Linked DNA regions of Homo sapiens: region 1 is linked to region 2. Evidence: chromatin contacts called from ENCODE POLR2A ChIA-PET data. All regions are on one chromosome and are shown on one strand. The core of a region is the stretch at or near the end of the contact, and the rest is flanking DNA. Distances in the headings are between cores, read along the strand shown.

Evidence for each region. ChIA-PET counts read pairs that join two places held with the same protein, here RNA polymerase II (POLR2A).
Region 1: POLR2A ChIA-PET joins it to region 2 with 12 read pairs in activated naive CD4-positive, alpha-beta T cell. The contact joins the enhancer-like site here to the promoter of C11orf98 in region 2. POLR2A ChIA-PET finds 5 or more read pairs at or near these places in 2 of 52 experiments (GM12878 and activated naive CD4-positive, alpha-beta T cell).

Annotation. Positions count from the first base shown.
Region 1 is chr11:73,994,546-73,999,652 of GRCh38, reverse strand. It overlaps the pseudogene LOC100421622. Among named protein-coding and RNA genes, the nearest start is that of UCP3, 12 kb to the left of the region's middle. Within about 2 kb of position 3,697, at least 8 of the 41 ENCODE cell types and tissues checked have a DNase peak (open chromatin) inside an H3K27ac peak, as active enhancers do; they include GM12878, where a contact is called at or near this core.
Region 2 is chr11:62,662,439-62,667,257 of GRCh38, reverse strand. It overlaps C11orf98 (chromosome 11 open reading frame 98), which reads left to right and starts at 2,048. Exons shown (of 4, transcript NM_001286086.2): 1 at 2,048-2,127; 2 at 2,285-2,409; 3 at 3,925-4,022; 4 at 4,099-4,441. The coding sequence starts at 2,089. The coding sequence ends at 4,208. It overlaps LBHD1 (LBH domain containing 1), which reads left to right. Exons shown (of 7, transcript NM_024099.5): 5 at 2,285-2,409; 6 at 3,925-4,022; 7 at 4,099-4,441. The coding sequence ends at 4,129. It overlaps CSKMT (citrate synthase lysine methyltransferase), which reads right to left and starts at 1,946. Exons shown (of 3, transcript NM_001043229.2): 1 at 1,926-1,946; 2 at 1,312-1,611; 3 at 1-862. The coding sequence starts at 1,378. The coding sequence ends at 207. It overlaps SNORA57 (small nucleolar RNA, H/ACA box 57), which reads right to left and starts at 1,836; the gene lies at 1,688-1,836. RefSeq lists enhancers at 599-698, 719-768, 819-928, 1,599-1,828.

The DNA of each region.
Region 1 (5,107 bases), core at 2,448-4,947, about 11 Mb before region 2:
TCGTTGGCATACAGGAGGCACTCGGTAATGTCATTTCCCTGCTTCCCTGCTCCTACCCCTCCAGACCCTGGGAAAAAGCAAATATCTATTCATCCTCAGCACTTTCCTAAATTTAAATTATAACTTGAGATCATCTATGTATACAAACTGGAGAGTTCATACAAAAGCAAAAAAAAATTATTTTGATTTAATGTCTGGCTTGGTTTTCAAATAAAACCCATATTTTGAAAAGTTTCCGGTTGGTGCAGTGGCTCACGCCTTTGGGAGGCCGAGGCGGGCGGATCACTTGAGGTCAAGAGTTTGAGACCAGCCTGGCCAACATGGTGAAACTCTGTCTCTACTAAAAATACCAAAAAAAAAAAAAAAAATTACCCAGGCATGGTGGTGGGTGCCTGTAATCCTAGCTACTCGGGAGGCTGAGGCAAGAGAATCACTCGAACCCAGGAGACTGAGGTTGCAGTGAGCCAAAACCACACCACTGCACTCCAGCCTAGGCGAGACTCTGTCTCAAAAAAAAAAATTAAATTGAATTGAATTAAATTAAAAGTTTCCCTTTTTAGCCAGGCATGGTGACATGTGCCTGCGGTCCCAGCTACTCGGGGGGCTCAGGTGGGAGGATCACTTGAGCCCAGGAGGCGGAGGTTGCAGTGAGCCGAGCTTACACCACTGCACCCTAGCCTAGGTGACAGAGTGAGACCCCATCTCAAAAAACAAAAACGAAAAAAGAAAAAAGAGTTTCTCTTTCTTTTGACTTGACTGACATGTGCAAATCACTCTCAAACTCCTGGTCTCAGTTTGTAAGTTTCTAGGGCCAGGAACTATATCTTCCATGAATTTCCATATGGCAATATTAACACACCACCTACCCAGAGGATGCTATTCAGGTGATGATTCTGAGAAAGGGAGGATAAAATATTCTAAGAGATATTTTGACTGGGATCAGGAGCCTACTAACTGCCAAGTCTAGCCTTTTGGAGAAAGAAAAACGAGATTGGTGAGTCTTGTGAGGTTTCTAGGCCAAAATACTAGATCTCTTTCTCCACTGTTTTTTTTTTTTTTTTTTTTTTTTTTGAGTCAAAGTCTTGCTCTGTGCCCAGGCTAACACAATCTTGGCTCACAGCAACATCCACCTCCCAGGTTCAAGTAATTCTCCTGCCTCAGACTCTCGAGTAGCTGGGACTACAGGTGCGTGCCACCACACTCTGGCTAGTTTTTGTATTTTTAGTAAAGATGGGGTTTTCACTGTGTTGACCAGGCTGGTCTCAAACTCCTGACCTCAGATGATCCACCCACCTCAGCCTCCCAAAGTGCTGGGATTACAGGCGTGAGCCACTGCTCCCAGTCTCTTTCCCCACTTCTTAAAGGCAGAGATTCAACCAGATGACCTGAAGCTCTTTAGTTCTGTGATTCCAAGGACTGAGAGACAGTTTCTCCCAGGCTACGGTGTGAACACCTTTTCAACGCTGGCCTCAATTTATGCTTCCAGGAAACCAGGGATGTGAATTCATGAGAAGGTCAGATTACCAGCTGAGGCCAGTTTCTAAGTTCTGTGCATCCATTTCCCCACCACACTCCTAGAGACACCACCTCCAGTCAAGTGATTCAAAAGAAATCTGCTTTTTCTCAAACTCTTCTACTACGTCAGGCAGAAATAAGATAGTTAGAGTCCTGACTCAGTCCCATTTGTGACATAATGGATAATTCACATAAATGTTCTAAGTAATGGTAATATTTTTTAAAAGAATATTTTATTCAGAAGGAATGAATGTTAAGTAAGGAAATATTATTATAGCTCTGTAGATGAGTTTGTTTCAGGGCACTTTGAAAAGCACAGTGTGCTACATGAATGAAAATATTCATTGTACATACATTGTAAGCCATATGTTATGTTAGGTGCTGGGGTGAACAAGACCAGTCCTGTCCTCAAGGAGCTCACTGGGGTGGAGGATGGTGGGGCAGGAAAGACAAACTGCAAACCATCAGTCACCATACTGGGTGATCAAAGCTACAAATAGAGATGTATACAAAGCACCCAAGAGCAGGTACACAGATAAGGGACATCTGACGTGGTTGGGGGGCCAGGAAGCTTCTTGGAGGAAGACACCTAAAGGTCAAGTAGGTGTTATGCAGGTAAAGAAAGTGAAGTGAAAGTCATCCTAGGCAAAGGGAATGGTTCGTGCAAAGGCCCAGAAACAAGATAAAAACATTCAAGGTACATCCAAGGGATTGTCAGCTGTCAGTATGTCTGGGTTGCAGACTTAAAGATCTACTGGGGAGACTGAGGCAGGAAAATCGCTTGATTGCTTGAACCCAGGAGGTGGAGCTCACAGTGAGCTGAGATCGCACCACTGCACTCCAGCTGGGCGACAGAGCGTGACTCTGTCTCAAAAAAAAAAAAAAAAAAAAGAAACCTCCTTTCCATTTTTTTAGGTATATACCCAAAGTGCAAAGTGGAATCATGGAATCACTTGGTATGGGTAATTCTATATTTAATTTTTTGAGGGACCATCATACTGTTTTCCATAGCAGCTGGACCATTCTCATTCCCAGCTGCAGTGTATAAGGGTTTGTTTCTCCACATCCTCTTCAACACTTATTTTCTGGTTTTTGATAGTAGCCATCCTAATGGGTGTAAGGTGGTCTCTCATTGTGATTTTGATTAATGATTAGTGATGCTATGGCTCTTTTCGTGTGGTTATTGGCCATCTGCATATCTTCTTTGGAGAAATGTCTATTTAAGGCCTCTGCCTATTTTTGAATGAAAATTAAAGAACTACAATTTTATGTAACTTGGATGAATCTCACATAGCGTTGAGTGAAAGATACAAAATAGTACATATAGTATCATTCCATTTATATAATGTTTAAGAACAGGTAAAACAAATATTTGGTGTTAAAAATCAGGATACTGGTTATTCTTTGGGTGAATAGTGACTGATGGTAGACACAAAGGATCACTTCTGGGTGTTAGTAATGTTTCCTCATGTGTGCTCATTATACAGGGATGTTTGCTTTATAAAAGTTATTCATGCTGTATACTTAGGATTTGTGCACTGTTTTATATGTGTTTTACTTCAATAAAAGTTTACTTTAGGCTGGGAGTGGTGGCTCATGCCTGTAATCCCAGCACTTTAGGAGGCTAAGGCGGGAGGGTTGCTTCAGTCTGTAAACAGATTTTTTTTTTAAGACAGGGTATCACTGTTACCCAGGCTGGAGTGCAGTGGCGTGATCACGGTTCACTGCAGCCTCCAGACTCCTGGGCCCAAGCAATTTTCCTGCCTCAGCCTCTCAAGTAGCTGGGACTACAGGCACCTGCCACCAGGCCCAGCTAATTTTAAAATTTTTTATAGAGACAGGGGCTCGCTTTGTTGCCTAGGCTGGTCTTGAATTTCTGGACTCAAGTGATCCTCCCACCTCAGCTGCCCAAGTCATTGGGATTACAGGTGCTAGCCACCATGCCTGGCTACTCTTGCTGGTTTAATGATGGGAAATCTTTCACCAAAAGTTTGCAAATTTTCATATGAGCATCTGGACAACTTTTTTAAAGACCTACAAAACGTTCAAAACACTGGTGAAAAAGAAGTACAGAATAGAGAGAAATTTTGATCAGGCACTTACTCTGAAAAGCACAACACTGTGTCTGTGTCTCAGTGATGTGGTCACACAACCAAAACAACCCAACTGTGGTTTTCTTCTCAGTATCTTACACTGTGAAAGCCTTCTTGATTTGGAACCTGTGACTTGCAGCAGAGTTCTAAACAAGAATTGTATATTGCTTGTTTCATGGCTCCTCTCACCAATGAATCCAAATCCATCAGAGTAGAGCTCCTCAGCATATTAGACCAGTTATCCAGAAGTCATCCCCAGAAGTCATATCCCCGTTTCTTTTACTTTCCAAAGGTACAAGATCTCAAAAACTGTCAAGATATATTTCACCATTGTTATTCTTGCTATATTATTATTATGTCTTGGAGTTATGATCCTTGAAGTAATTCATGCTTCACATGTGCTTACAATGTTGAATGATGGGATGAGAGAAATCTTTTCCATTTGATAAAATAAAACCACAAGGAGGGTTTGCTTGTGTCGTATGGGTGCCCATAAAGCATTGAAAATATTAAGGAGCAAAGTGGATTTGCAGGATTTCTGTGGATATGTCACTATGCTGTACCATCTCATCAACGCAAACAGAAAGTGTGGTGATGCTTCTGATGAAAAAGGAAAACCTGATTTGACTTCCTGCTTTGAGCAGATGAGAGGACAGAGTCATTTGAAATGGTCATTGAGGAAGCAACCACAGATTCAACAACATAACAGAAATCTTAGGTTGCTACAACAGAAACAGACTGGGTTCCTCTTGAGCTATGCTTGTAATTCCACTGTTTAGCTCTGAATTCAATGAGTTTGTAGGAAAACAGTCACACTACAAACCTTGCAGAAAAGAAAGCCTTCAAAAACTCTTACTTTCCAGTAGAAAACTATATATGTTCTTAACTTTATTCACTCATTCTAGGAAGTTGCTTTAACACTAGATATTCACATTCAGGCTGGTTTTTCCAGTTTTCTTTACCTAAATCTTAAGTTCTACTTCTTGAAAAGAATGTAATGTGTAGAGATGGCATCTTATCAGAATGGAGAGATGGTCACCTTCCTCACTTCTCTCTGCTAATCTTCATTGGTATTAATTTTTTCACATAACTTGTTATTCACACTTTGTGTCTTTTTTCTTAAATACCTTTAAGAAAAAAGCTTTTATAAAGCTTTTATAAAGCTTTATACTGCCAGGCACTAAAAAGAATCCTGCTGGTGCAGAATAATTTAGGCTTAAATTATGTTCAAAGTGTGTTGTGTTGTAGTTTGGGTAACATTTAGTATTGTCTGGTGTCTTGATCATTATAACACATCCTAATTCAACAAAGAGCTTTTTAGCAAAAAGCACTTACTATATTTTTTACCTTGAGACAATCTGCATTTTTTTATAAATCTAAGGATAAACTTTATAGACTTTATGATAACTGTTAATGTAATGTCATTATGAATATTGGTGATTTTCAGTGTTAGTTTGTCAAACGTATATCTGGTTTAATTTTATATTTTGTTACCTACA
Region 2 (4,819 bases), core at 799-3,298:
GTATGTAATCTCCGTAACTCCAAGTTATTCTCACTCTGCAGATGAGTAAACTGGGGAACAGAAACATTCAGCAATATGGCACCCAGCTAGTAAATGTGGAAGCCAGGACTCAAATTCTCACTTTGCAGCCAGATAGCTTGCAAAGACAGTTCTTCAGCCCTCTCCTTGCCCACAGAAATACTAGGGTCAGGACTACTAAAATGTCTTTAATGAGAGCCTTGAATCAAGTAAGCAAAGTAGGTGATGCCCCTGAACGGGCCTAGCTCCTGCACAGTCACAGTCCAGCCATAGGACCCTTGTTCCAGGCAGGGCAGTCGCACATCAGGGTCCTCATCTGAGAACTGAATCAGGGTCCCCTGAGGGTTTAGAACCCTCAAGCATTCTGATAGAAGCTGGTAAGCCCTAGGCAGACCTCCCCGGGCAACAGCATCCCATGTGCCTTTGTCCAGCAGTAGTTGGAAAGAGCCTGAAGAAGCCACAGCCCCCAGGTTCTGAGCATCGGCGTGCATGAAGTGGAGGCTTGAGGCAGGGTGTCCAGGGCATAGAGGTGTTTGGCCTGGGCCACCCTCCAGGAGGCTATTCATGTGGGCCACAGCCACAGGAGAAAAGTCCACCCCCAGCACATCCACTGGGTGTGGAGATTTGGTGTAGAGGCCTGTACATAGGCTGGAAGTCCCACAGCCCACATCCAGCACTCGCAGAGGACTGGCAGCCTGTGCCTCCTGCAGCAATGGCAGTAGGAGCCCCTGGACTTCGTCGTATCCAAAGAACCAGTCGAAGGTGGGGACAGTGCCCAAACGAGGCTGGGCATGCAGCCGATCCCAGAGACAGCGGTCCGCCAGGCAACTATCAGCCAGTGAGCCTGTGGGCACGGTTGGAGGGTGTCACTTGGTCTATGTCGCCACTGCAAAAACGTCGTATATACACACTGGCGTCTTTTTTTTTTTTGAGACAGGGTCTCACTCTGTGACCCAGGGTTGAGTACAGTAGCACAATGATGGCTCACTGAAGCCTCCACCTCAGCCTCCTGAGTAGCTAGGACTATAGGCGCCATCGTGCCCGGTTAATTTTTTTTGTAGACAGGGTCTCGCTATGTTGCCCTAGGTTGGTCTCGAACTCCTGGGCCAAGCGATCTGCCCGCCTCGGCCTGGCAAAGTGTTAGCATTACAGCCGTGAGCCACCACGCACGGCCCACCGTAGGGTTTGAGAATCACAATTTCAGGGACTACACTCCTGACTCACGAGGAACCCACCTTACCCTCCCCACTCTGCCCCCACCTTGCCCTCTCCACTCTGCCCCCACCTCCCTACCCGCAAAGGGGCGGCACGTCCCCATCATCAGGCTCGGCAAGTGGAGCATTCGACGCAGCGCGGCCATCTGGAGATTCGGGTAAGTTCGACCAGAGAAGCTTATGTGAAGCGTCCACCCTACTCCAGCCGGAGAGGCCTGAGGTCCAGGGGAAGATCTGCAAATTCCGCGTAGCGAAAGGCGGCGTACAGCTTCCCCGAACTCTGCAGTCCCGGAAAAAAGAACGCGGACACAGACTATGGTAGGAACGGCCTTTATTGGCTGCAGCGGGAAGTGGAGGAGGGTATACAGCGTCCGCAGACCTGAAATCAAATGAGAAAGTGTGAGCACCCCGATGGAGGAGCCAGCTGGATCTCGGTTGTCCTTCTCCGAGATTCCCGGTGTCCCGGCGTTTGAGGATAGAACCAGCGGATGGGAAGCCGCCAGCACCGAAGACATGACGCCGAGGGGGCCAGAGCCCTTTCCCTCTTCCTCCGTACATTACGGGGAGCGGCACCACAAGCCCGATCCCCGCCAAGAAAAGGAGGGTCCTGAGACCCCGCCCAGAGCCTTCCACCCGGCACCCCCACCACTCCCGGCCGCCCAATCTGGCTACTACAGCTAAAACCACACTTACTAGCTCACCACCCTCCGAAAGGCCTCCCGCACCGCGGAGCTCCTTTATATAGCCCGAGGACCCGCCCCCGAGTTGCGATTGGCCCGCGGAAGGCCGGGGCGGAGCCCCGCGGATCCGGCGCTGAGCGGAAGTACGGACCGTGAACTGGAGTGGAATCGCGACTATGGGAGCTCCGGGGGGAAAGATCAACCGGCCCCGAACGGTGACTGTGTGGGGGCCGCGACTTTGTTTCCTCAAGCGTTCCTGAGCCCTTTTATCTCGCACGAGATGGGATCAGTGAGGGGCCGGGGCTGCCTGGTGGAGGGGCCCCGGGTCGCGGCGAGCCCACTCCATCTGATTCGCATCTTTCTCCCCGGCAGGAGCTGAAGAAGAAGCTGTTCAAACGCCGGCGGGTGTTGAATCGGGAGCGGCGTCTGAGGCACCGGGTGGTCGGGGCTGTGATAGACCAAGGGCTGATCACGCGGCACCACCTCAAGAAGCGGGCGTAAGTACTAGACCCTCTTCCTGTTGGTCGTCCCCACCGAGTCTTCCTTCCTCCCTGCAGAGCTCCGGAGCAGCTTCACCTCTCAGCTCACCTTGTGCACTGACGCTTATGCGGGGAATGTCTGTCGGCTGTTAGTTCCTAAGCTCTGATAGCCTCTCACAATACCTGTAGCAGACAACCTTTCTTTGGGTTTTGGATTCTGTTAAGAATCTCAGGAAAGCCGGGGATGGTGGCTCATACCTGTAATCCCAGCACTTTGGGGGGCTGAGGTGGGCGGATCACCTGAGGTCGGGAGTTCGAGACCAGCCTGACCAACATGGTGAAACCCCGTTTTTGCTAAAAATACAAAAATTAGCCAGGCGTTGTGGCCGGCACCTGTAGTCCCAGCTACACGGGAGGCTGAGGCAGGAGAATTGCTTGAACCTGGGAGGCGGAGGTTGCAGTGAGCCGAGATCACGCCACTGCACTCCAGCCTGGGCCACAGAGTGAGACTCCGTCTCAAAAAAAAAAAAAAAAAAAAAAGAATATCAGGAAATCTGTTGGCTCTCCATTCTCCAAGTAATGTTATACATTCACACAGATTTTTATAAGTAAACTTATTTTTACATACAGAAAAGTGCACACATAGGCGCATAAAACTCGAAGAATTTTCCCAAAGGCACTCATAGGATTTCACTTGTAAGTTTCAAGGCCTCCTGTGTCTTGAGGAAGAGTTCCCATCCCATTAATTACTTTCTGTGTCCTTTTTTTTTTTTTTTTTTTTTTTCCTCTTTTTTGAGACAGAGTCTCCCTCTGTTGCCCAGGCTGGAGTGAAGTGGCATGATCTCGGCTCACTGCAACCCCTGCCTCCTGGGTTTAAGCTATTCTCTTGCCTCAGCCTCCCGAGTAGCTGGGATTACAGGTGCTCCCCACTGCACCCGGCTAATTTTTGTATTTTTAGTAGAGACGGGGTTTCACCATGTTGGCCAGGCTGGTCTTGAACTCCTGACCTCAGGTGATCCGCCCACCTCAGCCTCCCAAAGTGTTGGGATTACAGGCATAAGCCACCGCCCCCGATCTATGTCCTTTCATTAGCTTCTTCAATGTAAATATTTAGGGTTTCTATTACTATTTATATTATATTTATTTAATACTTTTCCTTTTTTTTTTTTTTTTGAGACGGAGTCTCGCTTTGTCGCCCAGGCTGGAGTGCAGTGGCGCGATCTCGGCTCACTGCAAGCTCCGCCTTCTGGGTTCACGCCATTCTCCTGCCGCAGCCTCCCGAGTAGCTGGGACTACAGGCGCCCGCCACTGCGCCCAGCTAATGTTTTGTATTTTTAGTAGAGACAGGGTTTCACCGTGGTCTCGATCTCCTGACCTCGTGATCCAGCCGCCTCGGCCTCCCAAAGTGCTGGGATTACAGGCGTGAGCCACTGCGCCCAGCCTATTTAATACTTTTTCTATAGCCAGAACTATTTGTGTGACCTCAGTTGGTTCAGGTTAACCTAGCTCTCTTTATTTCCACTTACCCATCAGGTCCAGTGCACGTGCCAACATTACACTGTCAGGGAAGAAGCGCAGAAAACTCCTCCAGCAGATCCGGCTTGCCCAGAAAGAGAAGACAGCCATGGAAGGTGAGGCTGGGACAGAGGTGGGTGAGGGGAATCCTGGATTTATTTGGGATAATACTTCCTTCTTCCCTTTACTCAGTGGAAGCCCCTTCAAAGCCAGCCAGGACTAGTGAACCACAGCTCAAAAGGCAAAAGAAGACAAAAGCCCCCCAGGATGTAGAAATGAAGGACCTTGAAGATGAGAGCTAAACCTCTTCCACTAGAAGATTCTCAACTGGAGCCAGCCTTCAGACTCAGTGGTTGTTTCAGAGGACTTTGACAAAAGCAAGGCCCCTTTTCACTCTCCAGATTTCCTCCTACCTAATGGCCTACTGACCTCCCCTAGAGGGATGTCTTTGGGAGGGAAGAAGGTACAGAAGAAAGATTGGAGAAGGGCCTCTCTAGCAGTCAACTCCATTTGTAATAAAGCCCTAGCACTCTGAGATGTGTGTGATTAAATGTAGGAATGGGGATGGGTCATGAAAAGATTGGGGAGTATGGAAACAAGACAGTGAGGAAGCAGTACCCACAGCTTCCTTGTGCAAATGCAACAAGATGCCAGCCTCTGCCCTCAAGAGTGGTGGTGCCTGGCCGGGTGCAGTGGCTCACGCCTCTAATGCCAGCACTTTGGGAGGCCGAGGCAGGTGGATCACCTGAGGTCACAAGTTCGAGACCAGCCTGGCTAACCCCGTTTCTACTAAAAATACAAAAAATTAGCCGGGCGTGGTGGTGCACGCCTGTAATCCCAGCTACTTGGAGGCTGAGGCAGGAGAATCGCTTGAACCCGGGAGGCGGAGATTGCCTACCGGGGTATTGCTTGA